Linked DNA regions of Homo sapiens: region 1 is linked to region 2. Evidence: read pairs that join two places in POLR2A ChIA-PET (ENCODE). Cell type or tissue: OCI-LY7. All regions are shown on one strand. Each heading gives the region's core, and the rest is flanking DNA. Links, peaks and the distances in the headings are about the cores only.

Evidence for each region. Peaks named below come from ENCODE experiments on the same cell type or tissue, not always from the same donor. Only the 100,000 strongest peaks of a DNase experiment are listed, where the experiment ranks them.
Region 1: POLR2A ChIA-PET joins it to region 2 with 5 read pairs; 4 of 35 experiments call an interaction of 5 or more read pairs at or near these places.

Annotation. Positions count from the first base shown.
Region 1 is chr20:37,168,425-37,173,800 of GRCh38, forward strand. It overlaps MROH8 (maestro heat like repeat family member 8), which reads right to left. Exons shown (of 25, transcript NM_152503.8): 4 at 3,488-3,633. Among named protein-coding and RNA genes, the nearest start is that of RPN2, 8.2 kb to the right of the region's middle. In OCI-LY7, for the core only: no CTCF peak of the experiment used is centred there; no DNase peak of the experiment used is centred there.
Region 2 is chr20:37,334,086-37,339,461 of GRCh38, forward strand. LOC105372606 (a long non-coding RNA gene) reads right to left here. Exons shown (of 2, transcript XR_936699.2): 2 at 3,355-3,848. Among named protein-coding and RNA genes, the nearest start is that of SRC, 9.4 kb to the right of the region's middle. RefSeq lists an enhancer at 2,235-2,734. In OCI-LY7, for the core only: no CTCF peak of the experiment used is centred there; a DNase peak (open chromatin) is centred at 2,656.

The DNA.
Region 1 (5,376 bases), core at 237-5,236, 170 kb before region 2:
TCCGCTGGCCCTGCCTTGCTTTGAGACCTCGGCTCTCCTCTCAGCTCCATGTTCCATCCTGGCTTTCCCCACTCTTAGTCTTTGCTTTTCTACCTGCCTGTCCTGTGTAGTGTTGCCTGATTAAGCTTCCTAGGCTGGGCATGGTGGCTCATGCCTGTAATCCCAGCACTTTAGGAGGCCGAGGTGGACAGATCACCTGAGGTCAGGAGTTCCAGACCAGCATGGCCAACATGGTGAAACCCTGTCTCTACTAAAAATACAAAAAAGTAGCCAGGCGTGGTGGCGCGTGCCTGTGCCTGTAGTCCCAGCTACTTGGGAGGCTGAGGCACGAGAATCACTTGAACCTGGGAAGCGGAGGTTGCAGTGAGCTGAGATGGTGCCGCTGCACTCCAGCCTGGGTGACAGAGTGAGATCCCATCTCAAAAAAAAAAAAGCTTCCTAAAGGTGACCTCTCTGATTCTGTTACTTCTAGTTCTTTCAATGTCATTAAAAATTCATTATTTTGCTTTTAAAATTTCCTATTAAAATCCAAGTTCTGATTGGAAGAATAAAATCTCTCAGTACTAACATTCTCTTTTTCTTTTTTATTTTATTATTACTATTATTATTATTATTTTTTTGACATGGAGTCTCGCTCTGTCACCCAGGCTGGAGTGCAGTGGCACGATCTCAGCTCACTGCAACCTCAACCTCCTGGGCTCAAGCAATCCTCCCGCCTCAGCCTCCCAACTAGCTGGGACCACAGGCACGCACCACCACGTCCAGCTAATTATTTGTATTATGTTGCCCAGGCTGGTCTCAAACTCCTGAGCTCAAGTGATCCACCTGCCTTGGCTTCCCAAAGTGCTGGGATGACGGGATGACAGGTGAGAACCACCATGCCTGGCCTCTCTTTTTCTTTTTCTTTTTTTTTTTTTTTTTTTGAGATGGAGTCTCGCTCTGTCACCCAGGCTGGACTGCAGTGGTACACCTGGGTTCAAGTGATTCTCCTGCCACAGCCTCCCAAGTAGCTGGGACTACAGGCATGCACCACCACACCAAGCTAATTTTTGTATTTTTAGTAGAGATGGGGTTTTATCATCTTGGCCAGGCTGGTCTCGAACTCCTGACCTCAGATGATCTGCCTGCCTTGGCCTCCCAAAATGCTGGGATTACAGGCGTGAGCCACTGCACCCGGCCTCTTTTCTAATTATACATACATACATATATATATAAAATTCCTATTTATCATAGAACCTTTTTTTTTTTTTTAAGACAGGGTCTTGCTCTGTCATCCAGGCTGGAGTGCAGTGGCGTGATCACCACTCACTGCAGTCTACATCTCCTGGGCTCATGGGATCCTTGTACTTCAGCCTCCTGAGTAGTTGGGACTATAGGTGTGCTTGAACCTGGGAGACGGAGGTTGCAATGAGCCAAAATCGCGCCACTGAACTATAGCTTGGGTGACAGAGCAAGACTCTGTCTCAAAAAAGAAAAAAAAAATCTCTATATATCTTAAGACTTGGAGAATGCGTTTGCTCCTGAAGCAGGGTCCAGTGTCCTTTCTTTTTTTTCTTTTGAGACAGAGTCTCACCCTGTTGCCCAGGCTGGAGTGCAATGGCATGATCTTGGCTCACTGCAACCTCCGCCTCCCAGGTTCAAGCTATTCTCCTGTCTCAGCCTCCCAAGTAGCTGGGATTACAGGCACCTGCCACCATGCCCGGCTAATTTTTTGTATCTTTAGTAGAGATGGGGGTTTCACCATGTTAGCCAGGCTGGTGTTGAACTCCTGACCTCGTGATCTGCCCACCTTGGCCTACCAAAGTGCTGGGATTACAGGTGTGAGCCACTGCGCCTGGCTGGTCCAGTGTCCTTTCTAAGTGTATCTACAAACCACATGAATAAATTGCTATCACAGCACTTGCGATACTCTGACATAATGACCTTCTTATTAATCTATTTCCCTGACTGACTGTGGAATCAGCTCAAGGCAGGTAATGGGCTTTTTTGTTTCAATTCATGGCAGCAATCCAAGCCCTTCATTAACTACAAAGAAATCGAAAGAAAACCATGCTGATATGAAGTATAAGGATTAGCTGAAGTCAAAAGTGAAGGCCAACATGTTGGCTTTAAATGTTTTATTTTTATTTTTCATTGGTATTCTACATAAAGAAAATGTACAGTTTGGTGGATTTTCACAAACCAAAAAACACCCTGTAGCCAGCAACAGATTATTACTAGCATTCCTGAAGTTTCCCTCATCCTCCTTCCAGTGGAGGCTCTGTGTGGTTTTGTGTGTATGTGTATGTGTGTGTTTTGTGTGTGTTTTGGTAAATTGACAAATTATGGTTGTATATATTTATGCGGTACAAAGTGACAACATGATTTTTAAAAATGTATCATACAGTAAAACTGATTTCGGCAGGAAGCATGTGGTTCCATGTGTTATAACACACACATACACATGTGTAACCATCACCACAATCAGGATACGAACAGTTCCACCATCCCCTAAATTTCTCTCCTGCTATCCCTTTTTAGTCACATCCTCTCCCCACCCTAATGCCTAGGAATCACTAATCTGTTCTGCATCACCATGTTTTGTCTTTTCAAGAATGTCACACAACTGGAATCATACAGTCTGTAACCTTTTCTGATTGGTTTCTTTCACTCAACACAATGCCTCTGCGATTCATCTTTGCTGTTGTATCGATAGTTCCCTCCTTTAATTGCTGAATAGTATTATATTTTTTGAGACAGGGTCTCGGTCTGTTTGTGGCCCAGTTTGTTTATCTGTGAATAGTCTTTAATCTTACTACTCCAACTTCTTCCCTGCGTCTAGCATAGTGCCTTATAAATGGTAGCTGTTCATTCATTACTTGTTGATTGGGTGAATGGGATTTAAAAGCCATAGAGGACCAGGCACAGCGGCTCATGCCTGTAATCCCAGCACTTTGGGAGGCCAAGGCATGTGGATTGCTTGAGGTCAAGAGTTCAAGACCTGCTTGGTCAACATGGTGAAACCCATGTCTACTAAAAATACAAAAATTAGCTGGGCAATGGTGGCACGTGCCTGTAATCCCAGCTACTCAGGAGGCTGAGGCAGGAGAATCACTTGAACCCGGGAGGCAGAGGTTGCAGTGAGCTGAGATTGTGCCACTGCACTCCAGCCTGGGCGACAGAGTGAGACACTGTCTCAGAAAAAAAAAAAAAAAAAGTCTAAAAAAATATAAACCAAAATGTCAGCAGTAGTTATTTGAGACTGGAATTAGGGAAGATTAGCTTTTAATTTTTATTATGGTTTTCTTTGTTTTTACATTAATTTCATAATTATATATGTAAGTATAATTTATAAATATATGTAAATATATGTATTATAAATATAAAACAAACATGTTTTATAACCTATAATATAAAATTATTTGTATAATCAAGAAATAATATGTTTAAAATATTTGTTAAAATGGAGGAATAAGTTGGATAACTCATAAAAATTGCTTGTGCATACCTTTAGCTCACCATTGAAAACCTTCTGGATGGACTGGATCAGTTTCTCAACAATGGCCTCACTGAGCGGGTCCTGTTGGGTCAGGTGTCTGGGGCTATGTGACAGGGGCTCACAATGGAGTCCAGGGATGTCAGGGATGTCCAAGTCTAACATTGAAAGAAAGACACTGGATGATGCCTCCGTACTGTGTAAAGTGATAAGGTTTAGTATGGAGTACCTCTGGCTCACCTTTACTACTTGCTCTATGACCTTAACCAAGTCCCATCCTGTCTCCTAGACTCAGTTTTCTCAAAAATAAATTCAATGTTCTCTAAGGGCCTCCTAAGCTACAAAAAACCTTTGGGACTGAGCTGTAGCAGAATGGTTAAGACTATGGACTTTAAATCTCAATTTGAGACTAGTTTGAATCTTGGCTCTACCACTTACTATTTGTATGACCTTTATCAAGCTAGTTTGCCTCCTGAAACCTAAGTTTCCTTTTCTGTAAAACAGGGTTATTATAAGAATTAAATGAGGTAATACATGCAAAGAACTGATCCCAGAAGTATTTCCCCCTTAACACATCTTTCATCTGAAGATTTTTACCATTCTTTTTTTTTTTTTTTTGAGACAAGAGTCTCACTCTGTCGCTCAGGCTGGAGTACAGTGGCGCGATCTTGGCTCACTACAACCTCTGCCTCCTGGGTTCAAGCGATTCTTGTGCCTCAGATTCCCAAGTAGCTGGAATTACAGGCACACGCCACCACCCCCAGGTAATTTTCGTATTTTTAGTAGAGATGGGATTTCGCTATGTTGGCCAAGCAAGGTCTCGAACTCCTGACCTCAGGTGATCCACCCGCCTCAGCCTCCCAAAATGCTGGGATTACAGATGTGAGCCACCGTGCCCGGCCACCACTCTACTTTTGCATTCTTTTTGATTTCTTGAATGCCTCTTCAGTAAACTCTACCCACTTCCTGCCATATTCCTATCATCCACTAATTGCAATAATTGAAGCCATGTTCTCATTCTGATCTGTGCACAGGCTGTTCCTTCTGCCTGCATTTTTCTCCTTCTTCTCCCCCACCTTCCCTTACCTATCTTTGCCTTGCTAACTCCTACTCATCCTTCAAGTCTCAGCTCCAGGATGCCTTTCGTGTATGCCCTTTTTGCCTATTTTGGCTAAGTATCCCCAAGTCACTAATAAACCGCTCTGTATCCACTCTGGCTCTCCCACCCCCATCACACTGATTGCACTGAGTTCCATTTGCCTGTTCATCCGTAGGTATACTGTGTCTGTTCTGTTCGATGCTATATCTCCAGCTGCTAGATTAAGCTTAGAGCACAGGAGGGCTTCATTAAGTATTTGCTGAATGAATGTATGAATGAATGAAGGTAGCTTCAAACACACCAGGATCTTTCCTGTGTCATGCACATGCTGTCCCCATCTATCTGTAGTACTCCCTATACTCACATGAGTTACTCTCACATCTTTCAAGCCTCCTTTAGATTTAAATAGCACTCATGGTCTCATACAGGTGTTCTCTGACAACCAGAGTTTCAAGTAGGTTCCTATTGCCCTTATTTTTGTCTCAGCCTGTTCTTCCATACTGCTTACTACAAGTTGTAGTTACTTCAGTGACTGTTTACTCTTTTTGGTCTCTTTTCTGCACAATAATGTAAGTTCTATGAGGGCAGTGACCATGTTGGTCATGTCTACTGTTGTATTCCCAGCTCCTGGTACTCAATACATGTTTTGTAGAATGAAAGTTATTCTGAAGCCCAATCCAGATCTTACCTTCTGCATAAAGTCCTCCCACTCCAAGGTATCCCACACTGCCCTTTCCCTCCTCAGAATCCCTCAAGCACTCACACTCTTCTGCAGAACTGTCTCAGGACCAACCTTAGTTTC
Region 2 (5,376 bases), core at 291-5,290:
GGCCAAGTGCATGACCAGCCGCCTTGAGGACTTTGGCCCCCAGGAACCTTGGGCTGTGGACTAGGCCTTGTACTTGGGCTTCCCGACTAGTTGGGAAGCAAAGATCCGTGTGCTTAGAGGGCGCTAGATGGCACTTTAAAAATAACTCATAGGCCGGGTGCAGTGGCTCACGCCTGTAATCCTAGCACTTTGGGAGGCCAAAGCAGGAGGATCACTTGAGCCCAGGAGTTCAAGACCAGCCTGGGCAACATAGGGAGGCCCTCGTCTTTACAAAAAAAGTTTTTTTTTTTTTTTTTTTTTTTTTTTTATAATTAGCCGGGCATGGTGGTGGTCGCCTGTGGTCCCAGCTACTTGGGAGGCTGAAGTGGCAGGATCACTTGAGCCCAGTTCAAGATCAGTGTGGGCAAGATGGTGAGACCCTATCTCTTAAAAAAAAAAAGAAAAAGAAAAGAAAAGAAAGTAGGAAGGAAGGAAAGAAAGGAAAGAAAGGAGGAAGAAAGGAAGAAAAGAAAGAAAGAGAAGGAAAGAAAGAAAGAAAGAGAAAGGAAAGAAAGAAAGAAAGAGAGAGAGAAAGAAAGAAAGGAAGGCAAGCCAGGTGTCATGGCGCTCATCTCTAGTCCCAGCTACTCTGGAGGCTGAGGTGGGAGGATTCCTCGAGCCCAGGAGTTTGAGGCTGCAGTGAGTTGTGATGATGCCACTGCACTCCAGCCTGGGTGACAGAATGAGACCTCCTGTGTCTAAAAAACACATAAATACATAAAACTAACTTAAGCTATTTTCTATTGCCTGAGCAACATTAGCTCACTGTAGAAAACTTAAAAAATGCCCAGGCGCAGTGGCTCACACCTGTAATCCCAGCACTTTGGGAGGCCGAGGCGGGTGGATCACCTGAGGTCAGGAGTTCGAGACCAACCTGACCAACATGGCAAAACCCCATCTCTATTAAAAATACAAAAATTAGCCAGGTGTGGTGGCGCATGTCTGTAATCCCAGCTAGCTGGGAGGCTGAGGCAGGAGAATGGCTTGAACCTGGGAGGCAGAGGTTGCAGTGAGCCGAGATAGCGCCACTGCATTCCAGCCTGGGTGACAAAAGCAAAACTGTCTCAAAAAAAAAAAAAAAAAAAGAGAGAGAGAAGAAAACGTAAAAAATAAAGACAAGCATAAAAGAAAAAATTATTAAGCTCATCGGTGATCCCCCACCCCCAGGGCAACTGCTAGTATCATGGAAGTGTTTATTCCATTTTTCCTGTGCCCACTTTTTTAAAAGACAGAAATAGTTACATCATTAATGCTATAATATTTTAATTTACTAATATGACATGAACTCTTTCCATGTCAAAACATATGAATCTTTAGCTGGGCGTGGTGGTGTGCGCCTGTAGTCCCCGCTATTCAGAGGCTGAGGTGGGAGGATCTCTTGAGCCCCGGAGGTTGAGGCTGCAGCGAGTCGTGATTGTGCCATTGCACTCCAGCCTAGGCAACAGAACAAGACCTTTTCTCAAAAGAACTAAAAAAGAAAATAAAAGTTATGTGGATCTACATTATTAATTTTAAGGCCGTCATAATTATCTACTTTATTAATGGACTTGTCCGGCTGCACCAGAAATGATAATAATATGCATTCACTGGGTATCTAGCATGTGTGTCATTACACAGCCATATGAGGTGTGTACAAGTATCCCCGTTTTACCAATGAGAGAAGTGAGAGTCGGGGGTTAATGACCTCCAAGGCCACACAGCTACCGAGGCAGGATTCAAACCCAGGTCTGCTCTTAACCGTGATGTTCAGCCACCCGGCAGGTCCCTCCCACTGACCCCTATATTTGTTTCTGCAAAAAAATTCTGATGAGTCAGAGCCCCGTGTGTGCATTTTACCAGTTCCACTTGGAGGGAAACTTTATTTGCAGGGCATTACATTGGGGCAGGAAGGGTTGGGGGAGCAGACATCACCATCCCTCCAGCCTGCCCCCTGGACATCGCACTGCTTCCCTTAGCAGCTATGGAAACCACTCCGACCAGAGAGGGGAAGGGACTTGCCCAAGGCCACACTGTTCAGAGGCTGCACAGGACTGCAGTCCTGGCTTCCGATTTCCCACTGGGGTGTGGATGAAGCATGCGGGACACACGAGACATAGGGATTAGAGGCTCCAGGTCCAAAGGGCAGGGACGGTGCCAGTCTTGGTCACTCACTGCTCACTTGTCTGTCCCCAGCTCCAGCACAGGAGCTGACATGCAGGCCTGAATGGATAAAGACGATAAGGAAGGCAAGACTGGGAGGGATCTCTGTGGAAGACTTCCAGGAGGGGCCGGGGTTGGGCCAAAGGGGAGTGGGGCTTGGACCAGCAGAGAGGAGATGGTGGTACTGCGTGGGCAGGTGTGTGGAGGAGGGAGGAAACCTGGCCTGCTGAGGAGAGAAATGGGTCTGGGAGCAGGCCAGCCAGCCAGAGGGGATGAGTCTGGGCGTGGCCAGAGCAGACCAAGGAGGCTCCAGGCTCCGCCTCTGGGGCAGCCCCACTCCCCCACCAGCCCCCCGTCCCCCAGCCCCACCACAGAGCCCTGCCTGGGTAATTCCTGAACAGGAACAGAAGGAGGAAGCTGTACAAGTGACACTCAGCTGGTGAGTGGGAGGCAGGGTTTGGTTTCCTTTCCAGATGAGCCCTGGGTTTGTTCAGCCCTGGTGCGTGCCCCCACCCCTGCCCCTCCCCTGCTGTCTGTGGCCTTGGCTCAGGCACTGGTGAATCTCAGAGGCCAGGCAGGCCAGAAAGGAGCCATCCAGGCCAGGAAATGGGGAGGTCCTGTTGCGTGGGAATCCCCTGGGAGGGTGGCTTGACGTGTCCCCTTCTCTCTCGGACCAGACTGTGAGAACTGAAAGCTGGGACCGCAGCTTTCACATCCTTCCGGTGTGGCAAAGTCCTTTCCATCCTTCAGGACCCAATCTATTTTATTTTTTTACTTTGGAGATGGGATCTTGCTTTGCTGCCCAGGCTGCAGTGTAGTGGCACAATCATGGCTCACTGCAGCCTCAAACTCCTGGGCTCAAGTGATCCTCCTGCCTCAACCTCCTGAGTAGCTGGAGTACAGGCACACCTACCATGCCTGGCTAATTTTTAATCATTTTTGTAGATACGGGGCCTCGCTGTGTTGCCCAGGCTGGTCTCAAACTCCTGGGCTCAAGTGATCCTCCTGCCTCACCCTCCCAAAATGTTGGGATTACAGGCGTGAGCCATTGCACCCAGCAGAGACTCAATCTAAATGTCCCTCGTTTGGTAAACTCTCCGAGAATCCCCTATCAAGGCAAACTGACAAATGCTCCCCACCCCCGAACTCCTGTAGCACTCAGAACACACTTAAAAATAAAAAGAATCACTGTTTATTGGGTGTCCACAATGCACAGGGTCTCACATTTCACCTCCTTGTTGTACCTCTCAGCATCACTGACAGTTGGCACCATCCTTAGTTCCATTTTACTGAGCAGCTCAGTGGGGCACAGGGAGGTTGCAGGGTTGCAGGCAGTGGGGCTGGGTCTCCTGGATACCAAAGTGTGTCGCTCTCTGGCCCTCCTGCTCATAGTGTTTCAGGGTCTGTTTCCTCTTCTGGCTTGGAGCCTTCAAAGGGCAGAGTCTGTGTCCCTGGAGACCTGGCCTTGGGGAGGTGTTGACCCATGGACAAATCTTTGAACCTCCCCACCAGCCTTCACCATGATGAGGACCTAGGCTGGTGCCTTGTATACAGTAGGCTGTTACTGAATTCTTGTGACATTGAGAAAGCTTGATCTTAGTCCAGGCTCTGTCATAAACTTGCAGTTTGAGTTTGGGCAAGTCACTTCTATTCTCTGGTCCTAAGTTTCCCTGGGTTTAGAAGGAAATGTTTACAGACAAGTGTCTTAACTTCCTCCCTGTCCGAAAATTCAGTCCTTTGCTCTAGAACATGGCACATACCCCACACTCAATTTCCCTTATTATTATTGTTATATTAAGTTTTTTTTTTCTCAAGTGGGCTTGCTAGGGAATCCCTGATTATTAATATCCATGATAGTATAGTATGTTACAATTAACGAACCAATATTGATACATTATTATTAACTAAAGTCCATATTTGCTATGGAGTTCCTTAGTTTTTCCCTAATGCCTAATGTCCCCTTTTTTTTTTTTTTTTTTTTTTGAGACAGTGTCTCGATCTGTCACCTAGGCTGGAGTGCAGTGGCATGATCTCGGCTCACTGCAACCTCCACCTCCTGGGTTCCAGCTATTTTCCTGCCTTAGCCTCCTGGGTAGCTGGGATTACAGGCATGCACCGCCAAGCCTGGCTAATTTTTGTATTTTTAGCAGAGATGGGGTTTCACCGTATTGGCCAGGCTGTTCTCGAACTCCTGATTTCAGGTGTTCCACCTGCTTTGGCCTCCCAAAGTGCTGGGATTCCAGGCATGAGCCACTGCGCCTGGCACCTATGTCCTTTTTCTGTCCCAGGATCATGTCTCCTCTTGGCTTTGATAGTTTCTCGGACTTTTCTTTTTTTGATGACCCTGACAGTTTTGAGGAATACTAGTTAGGTGTTCTGTTTTTTGTTTTTCGTGTTTTTTTTTTTTGTTGTTGTTGTTTGTTTGTTTTTTGAGATGGAGTCTTGCTCTGTTGCCAGGCCAGAGTACAGTGGCGTAATCTCAGCTCATTGCAACCTCCACCTCCCGGGTTCAAGCAATTCTCCTGCCTCAGCCTCTCGAGTAGCTGGGACTACAGGCATGTGCCACCACGCCCAGCTAATTTTTGTATTTTTAGTAGAGACGGCGTTTCACCATATTGGCTAGGATGGTCTCGATCGCTTGACCTTGTGATCCGCCCGCCTTGGTCTCCCAAAGTGCTGGGATTACAGGCATGAGCCACCTTGCCTGGCCTTTTATTTTTTATTTTTTGGATAGTGTCTAAGTCTGTCACCCAGGCTTGAGTACCGTGACACAATCATAGCTCACTGCAGCCTCCACCTCCCAGGCTCAAGCGATTCTCCCACCTCAGCCTCCTGAGTAGCTGGGACTACAGGCATGTGCCCCCATGCCCAGCTAATTTTATTAAAAAATTTGTTTTTTGGTAGAGATAGGGTCACACCATGTCACCCAGGTTGGTCTTGAACTCCTGGCCTCAAGTGATCCTCCTGCCTTGGCCTCCCAAAGTGCTGGGATTATAGATGTGAGCCACAGTGCCTGGCCTAGTCTGGTGTTCTGTAGAATGCCCCACTATTAGAATCTGTCTGAGGCTTTTCTCATGGCTAGACTGGGGTTCCGGGTTCTGAGGAGAAAGACCACAGAGGTAAAATGCCATTCTAATCACATCATATCAAGGGCAAATGTTATCAGCAGGCCCGATCACTGCTGATGTTGTCCTGATC